Regions from separate parts of the Mus musculus genome. Here region 1 is linked to region 2. Evidence: chromatin loops called from intact Hi-C (ENCODE). Cell type or tissue: heart. All regions are shown on one strand. Each heading gives the region's core, and the rest is flanking DNA. Links, peaks and the distances in the headings are about the cores only.

Region 1 (10,551 bases), core at 1,258-9,257, 58 kb before region 2:
TGACTGAGCAATCATCCCAAGGGATCCTTAAAGTCCAGCCTCTGTGTGTATGCGTGTGCGCGTATGCGTGTGTGTGTGTGTGTGTGTGTCTGTGTGTGTCTGTGTGTGTCTGTGTGTGTGTGGTATGTGTGTCTGGGTCTGTCTGTGAGTCTGGTATGTGTGTCTGGTATGTCAATGTGAGTGATAAGTGTGCATATGTAGTGTGTATGTATATGTGGTATGTGTGTGTGTCAGTGTCTCTTGTATGGTATGTGATTATGTGCAGGTATCAGTATGTGTGTGGTTTGTGTATGTGGTATGTGAATGTGTGTGTTGTACATGGGTGGTGTGTGAATGTGTGTGTTGTGTGTGTGTGTGTGTGTGTGTGTGTGTGTGTGTGTGTGTGAGTGAGAAAGGCCAGCACCAGGGCTAATGTGTTGAAGTGACATAAAGATCCTTGCCTGGTACTTTGACCCAAGTTTTAGCTGTGATTAGTGATTAGTTCTGCCTCTAATAGTGACCATATTCACCTGGAGTGCCTGAAGTGAGCCCCAGTTATGCCCCTTGGGATAAACATTAATAGGACCCAGTTACTCTTCAAAGGACCGCTGGACATGGATTAGATCTTCAAGCCTCCAGAGCCCCTGCCTGGTTCCCACAGCTCTGATCTGTCCATCTCTCTAGTCAGCAGATCTCTGTCCAGACCATGATACACTTTGTCCCCAAGACTTAAAAGAAGCACCAGACCGTGAGAGCCATTTGTGGCCTCACTAAGCACCAGTAGGGACTACTGCAGGCTGACGTCTCTTGGGGCATTCTTTCCTAAAATCACACAGATAACGCTCTTCAGTTCTTTCCTTGTCAAAGGCGGATGCTGAGGGGCCCCTCGCCCTACCTCCATCTCTGACAATGCAACTCCCCACCGTCCTGGCCCTGTGGATAATGACATCATTACTCACTCTCCAGATGGAAGTGACAGGGTTGCCATAACAAAGCAAACAGGCTGAGCTGGCAGGGCCTTTGTGTGGGTGTGTGTATACTCTGAGCTGTGACTCTCCAGCCTGAGATCTGCGTGTCTGACAGCCTGCAAATAACAATAAAACAAAAAAGACATGGCAACCCGACAAGATCGATATTTAAAACAATCATCAGTGAAAACAAGAGCCTTTATTGTGCCTCTTAAGCCATATAATCCAAAAGGCATCTAAGTCTAGATATAAAACACATGGATTACACTAAGCTCTGCTAAAAACCTGTTTCTTTCTCTTTGGGGGGCTAAGGGTGGGGGTGGGAGGGCAGTAACTGAGAGAGGTTCTGAGGCAGAGTTTGTGGAGCCCTGATGTCCTGCCCTTGCCTCCTGGGTGCTAGTTTGCAGGTGTGTGCCGCCATGCCTACCCTTTGTCCTGATGCACATCTCTGAGTTATTTTCTGTCAATCAAAACAAGAATGATTACATTTAAGCAGCATCAGCAGCAATATGCATAACAATGGCCACCTCTCTGGGCAAGGGGGGTGGGGGGGACACGACCTGATTGAATCCTCCCAAAACCTGGTAAAGGTAGGCATTACTCAGAGATGAAGAAACTGAGGACTTTGGATAACCACGTGAGGTCAGCGCTGGAGCTGGCTCTGGAATCTGTTTCTTTTACCAGACACAGCCGAAGGACAGTGCGGCAAAGCGCTGTAACTAGCACTACCCATGCTGGAGGGAGAATGCAAAAAAAACAGAACTAAAGCACCAGGAGAGACAGATGTCGTTCCTACCTTAGCCCTGCGATAGCATAACGACCGAAGCCAGCACAACATCAGCGGACATGGGCTATAAATATTAGCTTGTTTTCCCATTTTCTTCTCCCTGCTGTTACCATGGAGACATAGCTCCTCAATTTATCTGGAATTCAAACCACCCAAGGGATATGACTGTGCAAACTTCAAGAGAGGCCCAGCAGACAGAGGCAGACACTGCAAAAGCCTCAGGCCCTCCCAGTTGCTCTCGCTCTCACTTGTGCGCTCTCTCTCGCTCTCTCACTCACTCTCTCTCGCTTGCTTTCGCTCGCTCTCGCTCTCTCGCTCTCTCCTTTCCTTCTCTTTCTCCTTTTCCCAGCGTTCCTTAGACGCTGAATGCTGTGGACCTTGCCGTGAGATGCAGACTTCAGACAGTGGTTTCTCCGTTTGTTTGCGAGCATTCTCTATTTGAAAAGAAGCAACCTCTGCAGTGATGGAACATTTCAGGGTCGCAGTCGCCACCACTGCCACCACCACCACCACTACCTCACCCAGAGCAATTCTCTGAAGACTGAGAACCATCTACAGACCTGGCAGGCGCCACCCAAACCCACTGGGACTAATTAGACACCACATAGTATGTAGCCCAAACTGGCCTCTAACTCATAGCAGTCCACCTGCATCAACTTTCTAGGTTAAAGAAATAAGCCATTATACTAATTTAAATGTTTATGCTTATATTTTACATTGAGGCGTATTTCTGTCTCCTACAAACAGCAAAGATGCTTAAGAACAGAAATCGCCTTTATAGATAGCACGGCGCTTTAATGTGACCCCAAGCGGTGTCTCCCAACATGCCTAGTCTGGCCCCTGTTTTCTCCCTTGTGATTCATGTTAAGAACAAATAAACAGAGCAACAACAAAAGCAAACAAACAAAGCCTTATTCATGATGGGGCCACCATGACAGCCAGTGCAAGCCGACAAATGCCAAGCCTGAAGACAACCCGAGCTCAATCCCTGTGACCTGTGACCCTGTGACCCCGGCACAAGGAATGACCCAACTCCCTCGCGTTACCCTCTGACCTCCTTTGCTTCCATGTTAGTTGCAGAGGCACACACACACACACACACACACACACACTAAATAATATAATTTTGAGCTCCAATGTCCATTGAGGTATTGCTATATATATGAAATACTTTTCACAAAAAATGTAATGGCAAATAGCACCAGAAGTATAGTATTAGTGATAAACTTAATTATCATGAAATTACAACAAAACTTTACATAAAGGTCATGTCTATCTTTTTTCCTCTTTTAACCCTAACTCTGTAAGTTTACTTATAAAGATGACATTTTTTTTCAGTTTTGTTTCATTTGTTTTGTTTGTTTTTTGAGATGGGTCCTGACTATGTTGCCCAGATTGCTACCAAACTCAGAATCTTTCTGTGTTAAGCAACCAGATTCCAGGATCACATTTGCCAAGCACAAGGAATTTAAAATCTCTGTTTAACTCCTACCTGCTCTTAGCTTTGCCAAAAGGAAAAATTACAATAAAATTGGAAAGAGAGCAGTTTAGGACTCATTACTGAATGGGAAAATTTAATGTAAACCCACCCCATAAGCCCTTCTTTTTTATCTTTCTCATTTCTCAGTGAATTTTCACCATTTTTTTTAATCTTTCTTTCTTTGTTTGTTATACATAAGTACACCGTAGCTGTCTTCAGTCACTCCAGAAGAGGGCATCAGATTTTGTTACGGATGATTGTGAGTCACCATGTGGTTGCTGGGATTTGAACTCGGGACCTTAGGAAGAGCAGTCGGAGCTCTTAACCACTGAGCCATCTCACCAGCCCGAATTTTCACCATTTTAAGGTAGGCTTTAGGAGAGTCAGTTACCATTTTTAAGTGAAACTACAGCTCAGAAATGCTAGGAACCTGGAGTGTCACAACAGACCCCAGCCAGAGCCAGCTTTAGAATCCATGTGTGGTAGGTACCCGGGATTACCAGTTTCCTTTGTCAGGGCCCTACAGACCTGCTCAGGTGTACTGGCCGGTTCTGTGTCAACTTGACAGAGCTAGAGTCAACAGAGATAAGGGAGCCTCATTGAGAAAATGACTCCGTAAGATTCAGCTGTTCAGCTTGTTCTTAATTAGTGATCAATGCGGAAGGGTCCAGCCCACTATGGAAGGTTTCATCTGTAGTAGCTTTGAAGGGAAAGGTTTCCCCTACAGAAGCGTTTCAGCTCTTCCAACAGGAGGAGGTTTACCAAGCAAAAGGTATTATAGCTCTCCTTGGAGAGGTATCCTGGCAGTAGGAAGCCAAGGAATGCCACAGTCATACCACACAACAAACCTCACACGAGAGATTTATTGGGAGGAAAAGACCAGAAGACTGCCAATACTGGGGATAGAAGCAACCAAGTACTGAGCAGAACTCAAGCTTTATATATGGCTTCTTGGGGTGGGGATGGGGTGGGTGGGGAGGCGGGGAGATTTCCAGGGTGAGAATTGGTGGGGTTTCAGTTCCTAGTCTTGAGCTCAGGGATTGGTGGGGTTTCCTGTTCAGGGATCAATGAGATGTGTGTGTGTGTGTGTGTGTGTGTGTGTGTGTGTGTGTGTGTGTGTGTATGCTCAGGGATGGGGTTTTTGTGCTCAGGGATTGGTGGGCTCTTGTTTCTTGGCCCTGGTCTTGGGATCAAGTCAGGGTCAAAGTGCCCCCCCACCCTTTGGCCCTTTTACCCTACTCCATCCCTAGGCTGGTGGTTCTGGATTCTACAGACAGCAGGCTGAACGGACCATGACTAGCAAACCAGTGAGCAGCACCCCCCACAGCCTCTGCATCAGCTTCCGCCTCCAGGATCCTGCCTTGTCTGAGTTCCTGTCCTGGCCTCCTTTGATGATGAACAGTGCTATGGAAACATAAGCCAAATAAACCCTTTCTTCCTCGAGTTGCTTCGGTCATGGTGAAATGTTCTTTAATTTCTCTCTCAGCTCACAGAACTTTAGTTTCCTGTATAGAAGGCTCATACCTTTTCTTAGATTGTTAGATCTTTGTTATTTCTTAGTATCATTATAAATGGGTTATATATATATATATATATATATATATATATATATATATACACAGCTGGGCATGGTGGAGGCTGCAAAATCAAAAGTTTGAGCTTATCCTTGGCCCACACAGTGAGTTTGATGCCAGTCTGAACTACACTGTTACAAATAAATGAAACCAGGGTTGGGCAGATGCTCAGTGGATAAAGCGCGAGCTTGCCTAGAGGAAGCTGCCTGGCTAGAACCGCAAGCTCCGGCCGGTTCAGTCTGGACCATTGCCTCGGTAAAAACAGTGGAGAATAGTAGAGGAAGATACTGACATCAGCTTTGGGTCTTTATGTGCATATGCATGCACATGCGTGGATGTGTAAACATAAGCATGCACACAGCACTGAAACGGGATTGCTTGTGCATGCGCACACGCGCGCGCACACACACACACACACACACACACTCAAAGCCGACAACCAGATTTTGTTTTCTGTGGGAATGGTGACACAGACCTGTAATCCAGCCTTCAGGAGGTTGAGACAGGAGTACCTAGAGTTTGCATCCCTTCTGGGCTACAGAGTAAGAACTTATCAAAACAAATAAAAAACAACACCAAATAGAACACCTGCAGTGTACATTATAGTAACTGGTTTCTGGTAAGCGGAAATATTGCTCTTTTTTCCTTGTAATTTATCTTATACAAAAAATCGTATTAAACTGCAGACATTGAGGGAGCAGAATGGGACCCTGGGTAGTTAACTATTTTTCTTTAAAAAATGAAATAAAAAAGAATGTAGTATTTTAGCCACCAGATATAATATTTTAAAATGATAAATGTTATTGTTTGTGTCAATATTAATTGCCAGTTATGAGAATGGCAATGGGATTTATTTTAAAAAAAACAAAACAAAAGAAAACAAAACAAAAAAACCTAATTGAACAGCACGGCTAAGTCCCTACATCTCCAGGAGGTGGCGGCAGTGAGCTACTAGGACGATAGTTCAGTCCGTTTTCAGCGGCTGAGTCTGGTCATCTTCATTCCCTGAATTAGCTTGCTACCCTTTCCGGTAGACACGATCCTCACTGAGGCTGCCCAGTATAAGGGCTTCTGCTCCCCTAATTTTGATCTAGCTGGGCTACAATGCTCAGAGAGGGTCCCCTCAATTTACCCAGAGGGGATCCTTAGCTTCCCACGACTGACAAAAGGATTCGTCTCAAACTCAACTCACCGCCTGTAATGTACGAGCAGACAGGCAGGTGCACACTGTCCAATTATCTTTGCCTCTTCTGCTGCTGTGGCTTAAATGTCAGCAGTTTCTCGGGGAGAGGAAGGCAGGATTAGGGTCGGACCTCCCTTCCTGTATTATGGGCAGTTGTTCACCTTCTCATAGACAAAGCCCTTGGTTCTTGTCCACCTGAGTTGGAAGGCAAGTTTCCTGACAGGCCCTGGGCCTTGTCTCAGGGTTTCCTCCCAGGAATCTCTGTGAATCGTCAGTGGAATTGCAGTAAATGTTAAAGCAAACAAACAAAAATTCCCTGTAAATGCTGGGAAGACCGGAGCCGCCTGTGGACACTGAGTGTTCTACCTCTATCATTTCGATTGCTTCAATCCCTCTTTTGTTTGTTAGTGTTTGTGACAGGGTCTGCGTATATACTCCTACATGGTCTAGAACTAACACTGTAGCCTAGGTTGGCCTCAACCCCCCCCCCCCAAGTTCTGAAGTTATAAACATGAGTTACCACATCCAGCTGATAACCCCTTTTGAGTGACCATAATAAGGGGATACATAAAGCTTAAAATATAAACCACATCAGGAAGATCTAAGCAACAACTTATGACAAATTGACATGTGTACAATGAAATACATAACTGTAGTAAATCACATAGGTTACTGTCCAAATGACTGCAGATGATATTCAAGATAAAAACGCTCTATGGGTTTGCCTGATCTCGGTTGAGGTTCCCTCCTCTCAGATGACACTAGCTAGTGTCAAGGTGACATTAAAAACTAACCAGGACACAGCAATCCTGGTAGACAGCACTGTGTGCTCAGAACAGTTTCATTTAATTTCTCCATTTAATTGTCTGTCAACTTAGAAGCCTCTTGATCCTACATGCATGGGACAATCTCTACGCTATCTATTCTGGTTGTGGAACTATTTGTCCATACTTAAATCATTAACACACTTAAATGTAACTTTAGTTCATAGTAAGACTCAATGCTGGCTGCAGGTGGGTGCCTATGAGTTTGAGACCAGCCTGGTCTACAGAGTGAGTTCCAGGGCAACCAGGACTGTTACACAGAGAAACCCTGTCTCGGAGAAGAAAGGGAAGGAAGGAAGGAAGGAAGGAAGGAAGGAAGGAAAAGGGAGGGAGGGAGGGAGGGAGAGAGAGTGAGAGGGAGAGAGAAGACCTAAGTGGAATGAGTCCACCCCATCCATTCTTCTTTGTTCAGGCTCTTCTAGGTTAACTACATTTTCAAACAAAAGTTAAAATCAACTTGAGAATTCTCTCTCTCTCTCTCTCTCTCTCTCTCTCTCTCTCTCCTTTAGAAGTGTGGTTTTGTTGTAGTAGGTGTGGCCCGAGTCACAGTGGAGGTGATCTTAAAAGCTCAAGTCTGGCCAGGGTGTTTCAGTCTCTCCTGCTGCCTGTGGATCAAGATGTAAGAACTCTTTAAAGAAAAAAAAAAATTTATATGAGTACACTGTAGCTGTATGGAGCCTTGATGTGGTTGTTGGAAATTGAATTTTTAGGACCTCTGGTTGTTCCAGTCGGCCCTGCTTGCCCTGGTCAACTCCACTCACTCAGTCCCTACTTGCTCCGGCCCAAAGATTTCTTTATTATTATTATAAATAAGTACACTGTAGCTGTCCTCAAATGTACCAGAAGAGGGTGTCAGATCTCATTACGGGTGGGTGTGAACCACCAGGTGGTTGCTGGGATTTGAACTCGGGACCTTTGGAAGAGCAGTCAGTGTTCTTGCCCGCTGAGCCATATCACCAGCCCAAGATGTAAGACATCTTAGCTTCATCTCCAGCCCCAAGTCTGCCTGCCTGCTGCCATCCTTCCCACCGTGATGATAATGGATTGAACCTCAGAAACTATAAGCCAGCCCCCAATTAAATGTTCTTCTTTATGAGTTAACACGGTCATGGTGGCTCTTCACAGCAATGAGACCCTAACTAAGACAGTGTTCTATAATATGTGAAATTAGTATCTTCTGATGGCCACGAGTTTATTGTAAAGAGAGAACATGCATTAACATCAGGGACGATAAAGGCCATGTGGAGTGGTCCAGGTCAGTTTTAGAGGGATCCCCTCACATGTGCTACTGAAAGTGTGCATGTGCCGGGCGTGGTGGCGCACGCCTTTAATCCCAGCACTTGGGAGGCAGAGGCAGGCAAATTTCTGAGTTCGAGGCCAGCCTGGTCTACAGAGTGAGTTCCAGGACAGCCAGAGCTACACAGAGAAACCTTGTCTCGAAAAACCAAAAAAAAAAAAAAAAAGTGCGTATGTATTTTATCTAGGTCCGCTATACTAACAGTTCCACTGAAATCCCTGAATTCCCAATTGCATCTGAAATTGCACTGGAACTGCTGATGGCCCCAAACTTCCTAGATTGTTAATAAAATAAATTATAATAACTGTCTTTCAAAATGGGGACCAATAGTGGATTTTAATAAACAATAGCGAGACAATTGCCTAGTCATCTAGAAAAAAGGATTAATTACAGAGACAAAGTTTGGAGCTGAGACAAAAGGATGGACCATCTAGAGACTGCCATATCCAGGGATCCATCCCATAATTAGCCTCCAAACGATGACACCATTGCATACACTAGCAAGCGTTTGTTGCAAGGACCGTGATATAGCTGTCCCTTGTGAGACTAGGCCGGGGCCTAGCAAACACAGAAGTGGATGCTCACAGTCAGCTATTGGATGGATCACAGGTCCCCCAATGGAGGAGCTAGAGGAAGTATCCAAGGAGCTAAAGAGATCTGCAACCCTATCGGAGGAACAACATTATGAACTAACCAGTACCCCAGAGCTCTTGACTCTAGCTGCATATGTACCAAAAGATGGCCTAGTCGGCCATCACTGGAAAGAGAGACCCATTGGTCAGGCAAACTTTATATGCCCCAGTACAGGGGAACGCCAGGGCCAAAGAATGGGAATGGGTGGGTAGGGGAGTGGGGGGGGGGGGCAGAGAGGATGTGGGGGACTTTTGGGATAGCATTGGAAATGTAATTGAGGAAAATACTTAATAATAATAATAATAATAATAATAATAAATAAATAAATAAATAAAATACCACTCCAAAGCATAAAAAAAAAAGAAAAAAGGATTAAATTTTGCTTCAGGTTTCACATCATATAGAAAGATAAATTCCCCACGGCTCAGTAATCTACATGTAAAGAGCGAAACCATGCAGTCACAGAAAGGAAACTTGAGTAGTTCTGTTATTTTGGTGCAGTGGTCGGGTTTCCAACACTAACTGGAAGTCCTGTTTCAAGAAAAGAACAGAAATGCTCTGCATAAAAACCATTGGCACAGCACGAATCCTCTACAGAGTCTAACCTACCTATCGCTGTGTGTGAGAAGGATCAGAAGGTTCAGTATGCCTAATATTTGTGGGAAGCCACATGTTCCGTTGCAGGGTGGCGCTGGCTACTGCTGGCCACCATGCATAAGTTTGGGCAAACAACCAATGTGTGCATATGCAGTAAAGTTTTTTGCCAAGACACTGCCTGGCCTGGACATGATAATGAGGTTCTGTGAGGTTCTGAGAGAATAACCAATCAGATGTGAGACATGCAAATAGGTATGTTAATGAGGTTCTGTGAGGTACTGAAAGAGAATAACCAATCAGATGAGGAACATGCAAATGAGGTAGAATGCATAACCAATCCGGGTGTGAGACACGCCTCTCCTAGGCCTATATAAGCAGCACCAGTTCTGGGCTCGGGGTCTCTTCGCCTCTGCAATCAAGCTCTCCCAATAAACGTGTGCAGAAGGATCCTGTTGCAGCGTCATTCTTGCTGGCGAGTCAGACGCGCGCAAGAAATATTAAAAAAAAAATTAACAGTGGAAGAGAAGAACTTGAGAAAAGCACGTGCAGAGACACAGACATACACAGCCACTGATGTGTAATGGCCCACACATGGAACACACACAGCCACTGCTCTTAGTGGCCCTCCCATGCTGCTATTTCCTCCCAGCTCCTCTGCATCCTTCTCCCCCCCCCCCCTTGTCTGCTTACACCCAGGACAGTCCACTCACCTGGCCCTCAGCACAGGGTCAGAAGTGATGCCCTTTCCCACAGCAAGGCCTTGCTCACAGTCCAGGCCAGGTTTAAACTCCCAGTTTCTGCCTCGGTACATGTGTCTGATACATGAAAGGAAGTTTGTTTTTGTTTTTGTTTTTGTTTTTTTTTGTTTTCTCGAGGCAGGGTTTCTCTGTGTAGCCCTGGCTGTCCTGGAACTCACTTTGTAGACCAGGCTGGCCAGGTCTCAAGGGCCAATATTAGTATTAGAATACAAGCAGCATCAGGCCATTACAATCATTGCTAAAAATTATGTAATACTTTGAATCCTAATGCATAATTTGGGATATAGAGATTAATGAAAACCCAGTCTACTTACATGGTTGTCTTATGTTGCAGCAAAAGAAAACCAATGACTCTCTGAAGCATTTTCAGAACAGGACGAGCGAGAATTTAGGACTTCCAGAATGTTCCACCCTAAATGAATTTGAGCTTCTACAAATGTGGAGCGATAAAACAGACTTCACATTGAACGA
Region 2 (10,551 bases), core at 1,173-9,172:
GAAATGCACGTCCCTTTTAACTCGTGAGCCATTTCCCTATTCTGAAAAATTAGTCACTTCTCCCAATGTTTTGATAGTATGTTATTTATGTGTATAGTTGTGTGTGGTGTGCAAGTGTGGAGGGAGATCCAAGTACGACTTTTGGAGGGAGTAGTTTTGTCCTACCCTGTTGGTCTCAGGTTAAGTTTGACAGAAATCACCTTTCCCCACTTGCCTCCGTGTTGGCCCAGGAATTGACAACTTTTAATAACTTATAGCCTCAAATTTTGAAGCAGGTCTTGCTATGTAGCTCAAGCTGGCTTGGGATTTCTGGATGCATTTTTGGAGTCTAGATGATTAGAAGTCTTAACAGTATCATGGCAGAGAAGCTTGACAGCAGGGAGGCATGGCAACCACTAGATTGCTGAGTGAGAGCGTACAATTTGAGCTACACACAGTAAACAGTGAGCAGAGGTCGAGGCTTTTACATCTCAAAGCTGGCCCCTGGTGACATGCTTCCTCCATCAAGCCACAACTCTTAAGCCTTCCCAGACAGCCAGTTGGAGCCAAGTACTCAAATGCCCGAGACTTGGCACACTTCTCATTAAGACCACCACAGAATACAAGGGTGCTTTATTTTAGTAATATGCTGTATTTGAATGTAATGCTTTTACTTGACATGAGTTGATTTTGATACAGTTCAATTACTACATTGTCTGGCCTGGTTCACAATGTCTATTCCTTTGAGTAACTGTCTGCAGGAAGGTGATGTGTTATAACTTGTGTTGCTCCTGTTCTCACTACAGGAAGAGCATGGCTCCACTGTGTTTGTCATGTAAGTCAGAGGTATGCTTCCCGTGAGCTTCAAACATGGAGGGAACTGCATTTTTAGTGAAAGGAAGCCTGGATTTGAAGATAGAAATGTGGCAGCTGCTATTGCAGATTTGCTTCATGAGTCTTCAAAGAAATTCCGAAATCCCGAAGAAGAGTGAGCCTTGATTATCTCTGAGAAAGCCATCTCCAAAGAGGATGAAGTATTGGGTTTTCTGTGCCCAGGCTTTGAAGGCACGTTATCCTCATTCTGCCCCTTCTTTCACTGTGTCTGTGCATGTTGATTTTCAAGGCTATGATGGAACTTTGGTGTACCCCAGTGGGCCGGAGAGAAACCGCAGGCTAACAGCTTAATGCTCTTGCATTGGACTGGGGTTTGGTTCTTACTGCCCATGTGGTGGCTCATGGTTATGTATTCATAATCCTATAGCCATTGTAATTTTATTTCTGAGGGATCTGATCTCATCATCTGACGTGGGCTGCTGCAGGCAGTTGGTACAGTACACATAAAATATTAAAAAATGTTACAGGAGCTTGGACAATTATACCAGTTGGCTGTTCCAGTGAAGACAATCTTTCCTCTCCCCAGCAGCTCTTCAGTTGTCTTTGTGTGAATCCTCAAGTTTCTTTCTCACTGACAATACTGTTAGGCCCAGCTTTGCCCAGTTCATTAGGTAGGATCACTGCTCTTCAGGCAGTGGGACTTGGGAGAATTGGGCCTATAAATGAGACCGACTAAAGTCTCATGTGATAGCCAACTTTATTAAAAGCCCCAGACAATTTCCTATGAGGGTTAAGAGAAGTCACATGAGTAAAGTTCTTAAAGAGTTATGTTGTATACAACCGCAAGGAGTTTCACATGGCCAAAACATTGTCAACAAATGCACCAACATTTAGTTGAATAACAGCAGCAAGCAATAATGTGTAATCTGAAGTAAACTCACACCTATTTGCTACACCTGGGAGGAGGATGAAACCACATTGTAAAAACAATTCTGTGCAAGTCAAAGACTTGCTTTCTTGTGAATAGCCCCAGGAGCACTCCGCATTCTCACCGACTTCACTCCTTGACTGTTAGGACAGGTAAGTAATCACAGCTGCTAACAGTTGAGTAAAAATAGACAATATAGTGAGGTGTGTACATACACTATGGAACAGATTCATGTAACCCAAACCGGCCCCCAGGTGACCCAAAGAAAAACCTTCATCTCTTATCTCCTGCCTTTCAGATGCTGGGATTATAGGCCTGTGTTTTAAGAAGAGTGAGGGCTGGAGAGAACTCAGCACTAAATAACAGTTGCTCTTGCAGAGGCCCTTAATTCTGATTCCCAGCACTCACATGGTAGCTTCATAACAATAAACTAAATTCTAAGGTATCCAATAGTCATACACATGGTACATATTCATACATAGACAAAACATTGGTACAATGTCAAGTCTAGAGAAATTTAAAGTAACATGGCTTACTTTATGTGCATTGGTGTGTGTGTGAGAGAGAAAGATCGATCTATTGGAACTGGAAATACAGATAACGAACTGCCAAGTGTTGCTGGCAATTAAATCCAAGTCCTCTGGAAGAGCAGTCGTGTTCTTGGCCACTAAGCCATTTTCCCAGCCACCAGAGATGGTTTATGCCCTTCATGGCCATGTGTACGATGTCTCTGCAGAGGTGAGAAGAGTGGATTAGATCCTTGTAGATAGAGTTGGCTGTGAGCCACTGTATATGAGCTGGAAATTCAATCCAGGTCATCTGGAAGAACAGCCAGTGTGATTTTCTTACTGCTGAGCCACCTTTCTAACCCAGATAGCTTTGACTTATTAGAGGACTTGGCAGACCACAGAGCCCTTACTCCCAAGGATCCACTAGCCAGCTCAAATGGCTCAGACACATATAACCTACCTGTATTCTCTGGCACAGCTCCCAATTCTGGTTGCTCAATGGCTGCTTTCTTTGGAACACTCTGCATGGCAGGATAGAGGTGATCAGAAGGAAGAAGTAGAAAAAAAATAGATGGAAGGTGCAATTCAGGAACAGATGGAGAAGGGATAAATACTAAATATTTGAAAAAGCTGTAAGGAATAATTTTATATTTACTAAGTTTGCATATGATATAGTAAGTATGTGCATGCATACCTATATAGTTTAAATGAAATTATGCCACTTGGAGCGATAATGCTCTGCATTAGAGCCATAGTGGGGGAAAAAAAAATCCAGTACTGGATATGAGAAACTTAAGTTGTTGGTCATTTGAATCTAAGAGACTCCAAAAACAGTTTATGCTATTGCTGGCACCCGCGGTGGCTTCTCAGAAGACATCACACACACACTTAGGACAGACTTGGAGGAACTGTGTTGATCTGATCCTTAAATGAGGGAAAGGCAGCATTTCAAAGCCAACTTTCTTTAATTTCCGATCATGTCCCAAAACATTAATAACAAACCAAAACAACCAAAAACCAAAAAACACATTTCTCCAGAGAGTTTATACAGTCTTGGTTGTTTCTTTTCAGAAATGCTGTATTATTTTTTATTTTTTATTTTTGGTTTTTTTGAGACAGGGTTTCTCTGTGTGGCCCTGGCTGTCCTGGAACTCACTCTGTTAACCAGGCTGGCCTCGAACCCAGAAATCCACCTGCCTCTGCCTCCCAAGTACTGGGATTAAAGGCGTGCACCACCATGCCCAGCCTTATTATTTTTTAAGAATATACATATATTCATATATATATGTTATATATATACATATATTTATATATATGTAATTTGTTTTTGTTTTTTGTTTTGTTTGGTTTTTTGAGACAGGGTTTCTCTGTATAGCCCTGGCTGTCCTGGAACTCACTTTGTAGACTAGGCTGGCCTCGAACTCAGAAATCCGCCTGTCTCTGCCTCCGAGTGCTGGGATTAAAGGCATGCGCCAACCACTCCCAGCAATTGTTAAGATTATTAAAACATTCCTAAGAAAGGAAAAGAAAATGTAAGAATTTCAAAACTTAATGCTCATGTCCTCATGACATGCCAAATCTTTAGTTATTTAACTGAGGTTTTGTAATTAAATACATTACTACAATTAAATATCAATTTGTGAATTGGGTTGTGGTGAGTATAGCTATGACCAGTGTATATAACTCTGCTTTCCATAATCTCTTACTGTCAATACAAAACAAGGGTTTTTTGGTTTTGTTTTGGTTTTGATTAATTAAAGCTTTTTTGCTTTTCATTAGCTTTCAAAAGTTTGAAAGGTAAAGGTGTAAAAAAGCCTTAGGGTCAGCGAGATGGCTCAAGCAGCCTGCTACCAAACCTGAGGTCTCAAGTTCTATCCGTGGATCCTACACAAATTGTCCTTTGGCTTTGAAACAGGTACTTTGGCATGTGCATGTGTAGCGTGCACACACTAAGACATGTAAACAACTAGACTGGACAGTGTGGCTCAACATGAGTAATCCCAGCATTTAGCATAACGGCTAGATATTTTCGCAGAATGACTAAACAATTACAAGTGGGCGGATTCTTTGTTGAATGTTGGGAAGGCTTGACACCTTACTGGCAAAGGACTGAGTGAAGCACAAGTTGCAAAGGCAGAAGACACAATTCCGAATGCTGGGGGCACGGTGCGCATGCGCCTTTCGAATGCGCCTATTGGCTCTTACCCTTCCAATCACCGGCGGCGTCCTCCGGCGGCGTCCAATAGGGATAGACTCCGAACTCCGGCCCGCGAAGCTTGATATTCCAGGCTGGGGTCGAGTCGGAAGCGGCGAGCGATTCCGGGAAGAAGCTACTCTGCGGCTGTAGGTCGCGTCCGGAGAGTTTCCCCGGCCGCCTGGCGCCGTGCAATGCCGCGGGATGGTGAGTGGCACGGGCTCCGTTAGGCCTCGGCTTCCGGTCGGTGGCCGGTGACGGACGGACGGACGGAAGCGCGGGCGGGTGGCGTTCCTCGCGGGGTGAAGAGAGCGGCTGGGCGGTTCTCTCCAGGGGCAGCAGAGCTCCAGGGATGGTGATCTTGGCTGTCGCACATTTGCTTGTCAATCCCTTTACACACACACACACACACACACACACACACACACACACACACACGGTAAGATAGCAATGGAATTTAGTAAAGTGCTCTTTCTTTCCTTTTAAGTCTCTCTTCAAAATAATAGCTCTCCAGGAGCAATCACTTGATGGTGTCATGAAAGGTCTCTGTGGTTTCCTTAGTGCGGTCTATGTAGCAGTTACCTGTCAAGAGTAATAATTGATAACTTCTCTTCTAAGGTACCAACGAACAGCGTTTTCTTGAACTTCCTTCACCAATGTCTTTCATTCTAAATATATTAAGAAACGTGCTGGAATATTTTGGTGTTCCCGTAGACCAGGTAAAAGTCTTTTATTAATTTTGCTAACTTTATTTTTGGGTCTCGTTATTGTCGTTGCTTTGAGACAGGATATGGTGCAGCTTAGGCTAAAAGTCTGGATTTTGCTGCTATTCTTGGGTCGTTTTTGTTCTTTGAGCCAGGCAGGGCACTATGCAGTTCAGGCGTTCCTTGAGCTCCTGATCCCCCCCCCCTACCAATGGGAGGAAGTTAGGACAGAAACTCAAAACAAAGCAGGAACCTGGAGGCAGGAGCTGATGGAGGAATGCTGATAACTGACTTGTTCCACCAGCTTTCTTATAAAAATTAGGGCCACCTGCTCAGGGGTGTTACCACCCACCACCACCTACCAATGGCTGATTACAGATGGACAGTGTGCCATTTTGAACATGTTCTCTGCCCTGATTAGTTTTTATTGTCAACTCGGTATTAGAGTCTTATGGGGAGAGGAACCTCAAGAAATAGCTTAGATTACGTTGGCTTGTGGCCCTGTCTCTAAGTGAGTGTCCTTACTGTTCATAGTTGTGGTAGGGCCCAGCCCTGTGGAGGATACCATTCTTGGGATAATGAGTTCTGAGCTGTATAAGAAAGCTAGTTGAGCCTGAGCCAGGGTTTCTGCTTCTATTCCTGCCTGACTTCCCTCAATGATGATGAATCGTGACTGGCTAGTTTCATTTCAACTTGACACAAACTGTAATGATCTGAGAAGAGGGAACCCTGATTGAGAAATTGCCTTCCAAAAGTCAGGCTATAGGCTAGTCTGTAGAGCATTTTCTTTTTTTTTTTTTTTTTAAAGGGTAGCCAGTCATACTTTTTTTTTTTTTTTTTTTTTTTTTTTAAGATTTATTTATTTTATATGTAAGTACACTGTAGCTGTCTTCAGACACTCCAGAAGAGGGAATCAGATCTCGTTAGGATGGTTGCGAGCCACCATGTGGTTGCTGGGATTTGAACTCCAGACCTTTGGAAGAGCAGTCTGGAAGAGCAGTCGGGTGCTCTTACCCACTGAGCCATCTCACCAGCCCCGAGCATTTTCTTAATTAGTGATTGATGTGGGAGAGCCCAGCCCATTGTGGGTGGTAACACCCCTGAGCAGGTGGCCCTAATTTTTATAAGAAAGCTGGTGGAACAAGTCAGTTATCAGCATTCCTCCATCAGCTCCTGCCTCCAGGTTCCTGCTTTGTTTTGAGTTTCTGTCCTAACTTCCTCCCATGATGACATTTTTTCCTCCCCACGTTGCTTTTGGTCATGATGCTTCTCATAGCAGCAGATAGAAAACAGCAAAGTCACACCATGTGTGTTAGTACAGGCCTCAGTTGTTAGAGAGACTGAGACAGAGGGATCTACATTTCAGGGTCACCTTAGGCTACAGAGTGAGTTGAAGACCTTCTTGGGCAGCTTAGTGAGACTCCATCTCAAAGTCAAAGGGCATGAAGTAGGGCTAGGATATAAGATACGTGGCTCTGTGGTAGAACACTTGCCCAGTATGAGCAAGGCTCCCAAGGTCAATCCCAAATTCCGGAAAGAAAGCCTCTGTGTAAACATTGCAGTCTTTGTTTCGGTGTGAGAAGGATGAGTCTGCAGTAGTGCACCGTTGATAGTGTGGTATTCATAGGGGTCCTTTACTCTCTCAGTCAGAGCCCAAGAAGACACAGAGGATCACCACATAGTTAGGGTTGTTATCCTTGTTCTCATATGGCTCACTATTTGTAAAAGTCTTTTGCATTTGGGAGGCTGAGGCAGGTTGGTCTCTGTGAATTTGAGGCCAGACTGAAAATAAAATTATTTTATTGCTTCTTCATAGCTGTAATTTTACTACTGTTATGAATCTAATGTAAATATCTTATGTGTGACCCCCCCCCCCAAAAAAAAAAAACAATTGACACCCGCTGGTTGAGAACCACTGGTTAGAGTTTCAGAATAGCCAGGGCTACGTAGACCCTATCTCAAAAACACAAACACATGCAAAATAATGAGTGGCTTACAAAATGGTAAATTATCCGTAAAGATGGTGGAATGAATTAGAAAAAGTATCAGGGGTAATGCCAAGATTTTAAACAAAAGTAAGTTGAACTATGATGTTGCCCAGATGAAAAGGCAAGAGCATGATGAGAGGAACTCAGTCAGGCAGAGGGATGGTTGGGACATGTGGTCGAAATGTCCCACAGACAATTGAACATACTGGTCTAGAAGGGCCTAGGATAGAAAAAACATCCCATTAGGGAGTTTGTTGTGTTCTGTTGATGTCTGAAGCCATGGAGTTAGAATAATAATGTGAGGTGCTGTTAGGTAATGCTGAAACATTTTAAATATCATAATAGTGAGACATATGAGAACAAGGGCCAGTAGTTAGAGATTTGCTTATCATTATTAGGCATTTAACAATGTTTGGTGTAACTTGTGAATTTAGAAGGCTGAGGTAGGAGAGTCATTCCTGCACAATTTTGGGATTGACCTGACTGGGTTTCTAGTGAATGGAGAAAGGACAGACATGTGTCAGAATAAGTCAGGATGGGGTGGGCCATGCCCTCTGTTGGAGATGCATTGGCATCTGGGAAATCAAGCACATTCATGATACACAGCCAAATGAGGAATCTGTTTGTTATGTGACTGAACATGGATGTAGGCTTCTCACACGCGGCTGAAGGAGCTTAGGTGATCTTGGAGTGCGCGCTCTCTAGGGAAGCTGTAGTTACCAGAGAGGAGAAGTTGTGATTGATACTGTGTGCATCTGAACTCCAAGCCAGGGAGGGTCTTGCCACTCTCATTGGTCTGAGGCACACTTGCCCCTGACCATGCTCATGTCAACAATACACATTCACTCACAACTTCATCTGCTTGCTACAGAGTTGAGAGTTCAAGGCTAGCCTAGGATATATGACAGGACAAGCCCAATGTCAGCTAACATGCCAACTCAGACAGGGGAAGTTCCACACGGTCCCACCCCTACAGGAAGAGTTATAGGTGGTCAGTATCTGCCGAGAGAGGAATAATCAATTGAGGAATGAACTCCCACATAGCTTATGCCATCCCAAGTGGTCAGCCTTGGACACATAAGCTAAATGGATTCAGTTGGTTAGGTATATATGTGTGGTGTGTATGTGTGTATGTATATGTATGTATACATATATACATTTATACATTTATTAATACTAATTAATGAGATGTTGAAATTATTTAAACCCAATCTGGGGTTTCTACCCTGCCTTTTACTATTTAGTTTTCAGATAAAAGACACACACCTTTATATTTATAATAAGCTTTACAGCATTAGAGCTGGGCAGATATCTCTCTTCTATGCTCTTAGAATCTACTTTTTTCTTATAGATAACTGCAAGTTACTACTTACTATGTTTCATCTGGCCTGCTCTTCACTCCAATTGGCCAGCCCTCAGGGCTAACCTAGGCCATCTCTTCCTCTCTGTCCTCTTCTCTCCCTCCTCCTGTTCTGTTCCACCCTCTCTGGCCTATTTCAATTCTACCCAGCTATAGGGTATAGGCATCTTAATTTACCAATCAGAAATAACTTGGTGGCAAGGCCACTTGGGTCTATGTGCTGACTTTCTTGTCTCAGGGGCAACCAGGTTTTGAGGGCCTGCACTTAGCATTACAATCCACAGCAAAAGACCGAAGTTCGACCAGAGGAATCATGCATTTGGGACAGGGATGCGAGAGAAGTTGGAGCAGGGAGAAGGAAGGAGAGTGCGGTAGAAGCAGTCAGTGGTGCTCATGTAGGATGCTCCCCTCCAAACAAACAACATGCAAGCAGGAATAAAGCCAAACATACTTCAGGAAAGAACCCCCCAACCCCCTCTTTTTGAGTCAGGGTTTCTCTGTGTAGTCCTTATTGTCTTGTAATTCACTCTGTAGACCAGGCTGGCCTTGAACTCAGAGATCCTCTTGTCCCTGCCGCCTCCTAGGTGCTGCTGGGTTTAAAGGTGTGTCTAGAAAGGATTTCTGTGGGTGGAGATAGGGTTGATTGGGACAGTCTGAAGGACCTGTGGTGAGGAAGGGAAATGGTATCAGTAACCTTCTTTTGAAAACTCTGGAAAAGAGATTGAGAGAGGCCATCAGCTGGAAGGAATCCGCTGATCTCTGTCTCCTCAGCTTTGAGACTACACCATGCCAGCGTCTCTACGTGGGGTCTGGATATTCTATTTGGGATCTAATGTGTCTATGGTCAACTTTGACTATTTTTCTAACCTCATACTTTAGTGTTTTTTCAAGATAAATGTCAATAAGGTTTAATTCTTTAAGAATACTTTTAAGTATATGCTGTTAAAGTTTTCTTTGTAGAAATAAAGGTTACTACATCTGTTACATCTTTTTATTTTCTTAGATATATAAGCATACTTAACTGGCATGTATTTTAAACAAAGCTTTATTTATAGGATTTGCTGATTTGTCAAAATAAAAACTGTGGGTCAGCTCGGAGTATTGTTCGTATTATTGGGAGAAGGCTTCCTTTAAAACCTTGCAGAAGACCTCATTTTGAGGTGAGTTAGTCACCATGCCTTATTTAAGCCCTGTGTATAAAGTAATTTAGGTGCTCCCAGGATACAGGATAGAAGGACGAAGGAAGAAATGTGCCTGTAAGCCAAGGTTTACTTCTACACATAAATTATCTCACATTGTTTCTTTAATTGTATTCCAAGTCAGTACAAAGGATGCCTGGAGCTTGTTTTTATCTGACTTTGTGTTTTCCCTGTGTGGCCGTGTGATGGATGAGATTAGCCGTGAGGAGAAGACATGGCTACTCCCTCGGGTGGAAGAAGAACATTGCTCCAGCTTTTTTTTTTTTTTTTTTTTTTTTACATATCTGTTTTTCCCTTTTCTGGTTTAGACCGTTAACTTATTTACTATGATGAAACATGGGTCCTGTGTTTTCCCTGAGTCTCTATGGGGTTCTGACTTTGTTTTTATTTTTGTTGTAGTTGATCCCGCATGTGAACTCTACGGAGTCTGATGATTATGAACTTAGGGTTCCATCTTTTGCTGACGTTTTATGTGTGGCAAATGATGAAGAAGCCAGTTGTCTCAGATTTCGGTAATTCTATCTGTTTGCCTTGGGACATGGGTGTAGCCTAAAACTTGAATTCTTGCAAGTGTTGAAGTTTGTTTCTAATGAGTAGACATTTTTGTTCTGTTTTTGTCATATGCTGTGTCCCGACATTTCTGTAATATGGATGAATGATGGCATCTCATTTTCTAGCCTTTTCTAGTATATATTTTCAAAAGCTGTTTTTGCATTTAAATTTTTGAAAATGGTTTTCTCTTTGTACGTGAGTGTGTTTTATTTTGATCAGGTCATCTCCTTCACCCTCCCACCCAGCTCTTCCTCTGTCCTTTTCACACTTTTCCCAATTTCACATCATCATGTGTGAGTGTGGA

The links. A loop is a pair of places that touch in the nucleus more often than their neighbours do. Peaks named below come from ENCODE experiments on the same cell type or tissue, not always from the same donor. Only the 100,000 strongest peaks of a DNase experiment are listed, where the experiment ranks them.
Region 1: a loop joins it to region 2, with 2.6 times the contacts of the local background. A loop is called at or near these places in 2 of 42 quality-filtered maps.

What each region holds. Positions count from the first base shown.
Region 1 is chr10:20,284,832-20,295,382 of GRCm38, forward strand. It overlaps Gm48249 (a long non-coding RNA gene), which reads right to left and starts at 1,828. Exons shown (of 3, transcript XR_003948991.1): 1 at 1,744-1,828; 2 at 939-1,063. It also overlaps the pseudogene Gm30285. In heart, for the core only: a CTCF peak has its summit at 5,716 (motif pointing right); a DNase peak (open chromatin) is centred at 5,790; H3K4me3 peaks cover 414 bases; H3K27ac peaks cover 1,861 bases.
Region 2 is chr10:20,343,273-20,353,823 of GRCm38, forward strand. It overlaps Mtfr2 (mitochondrial fission regulator 2), which reads left to right and starts at 4,547. Exons shown (of 7, transcript NM_027930.3): 1 at 4,547-4,651; 2 at 5,063-5,163; 3 at 9,552-9,656; 4 at 10,095-10,207. The coding sequence starts at 4,639. In heart, for the core only: a CTCF peak has its summit at 4,527; a DNase peak (open chromatin) is centred at 4,439; H3K4me3 peaks cover 1,678 bases; H3K27ac peaks cover 1,082 bases.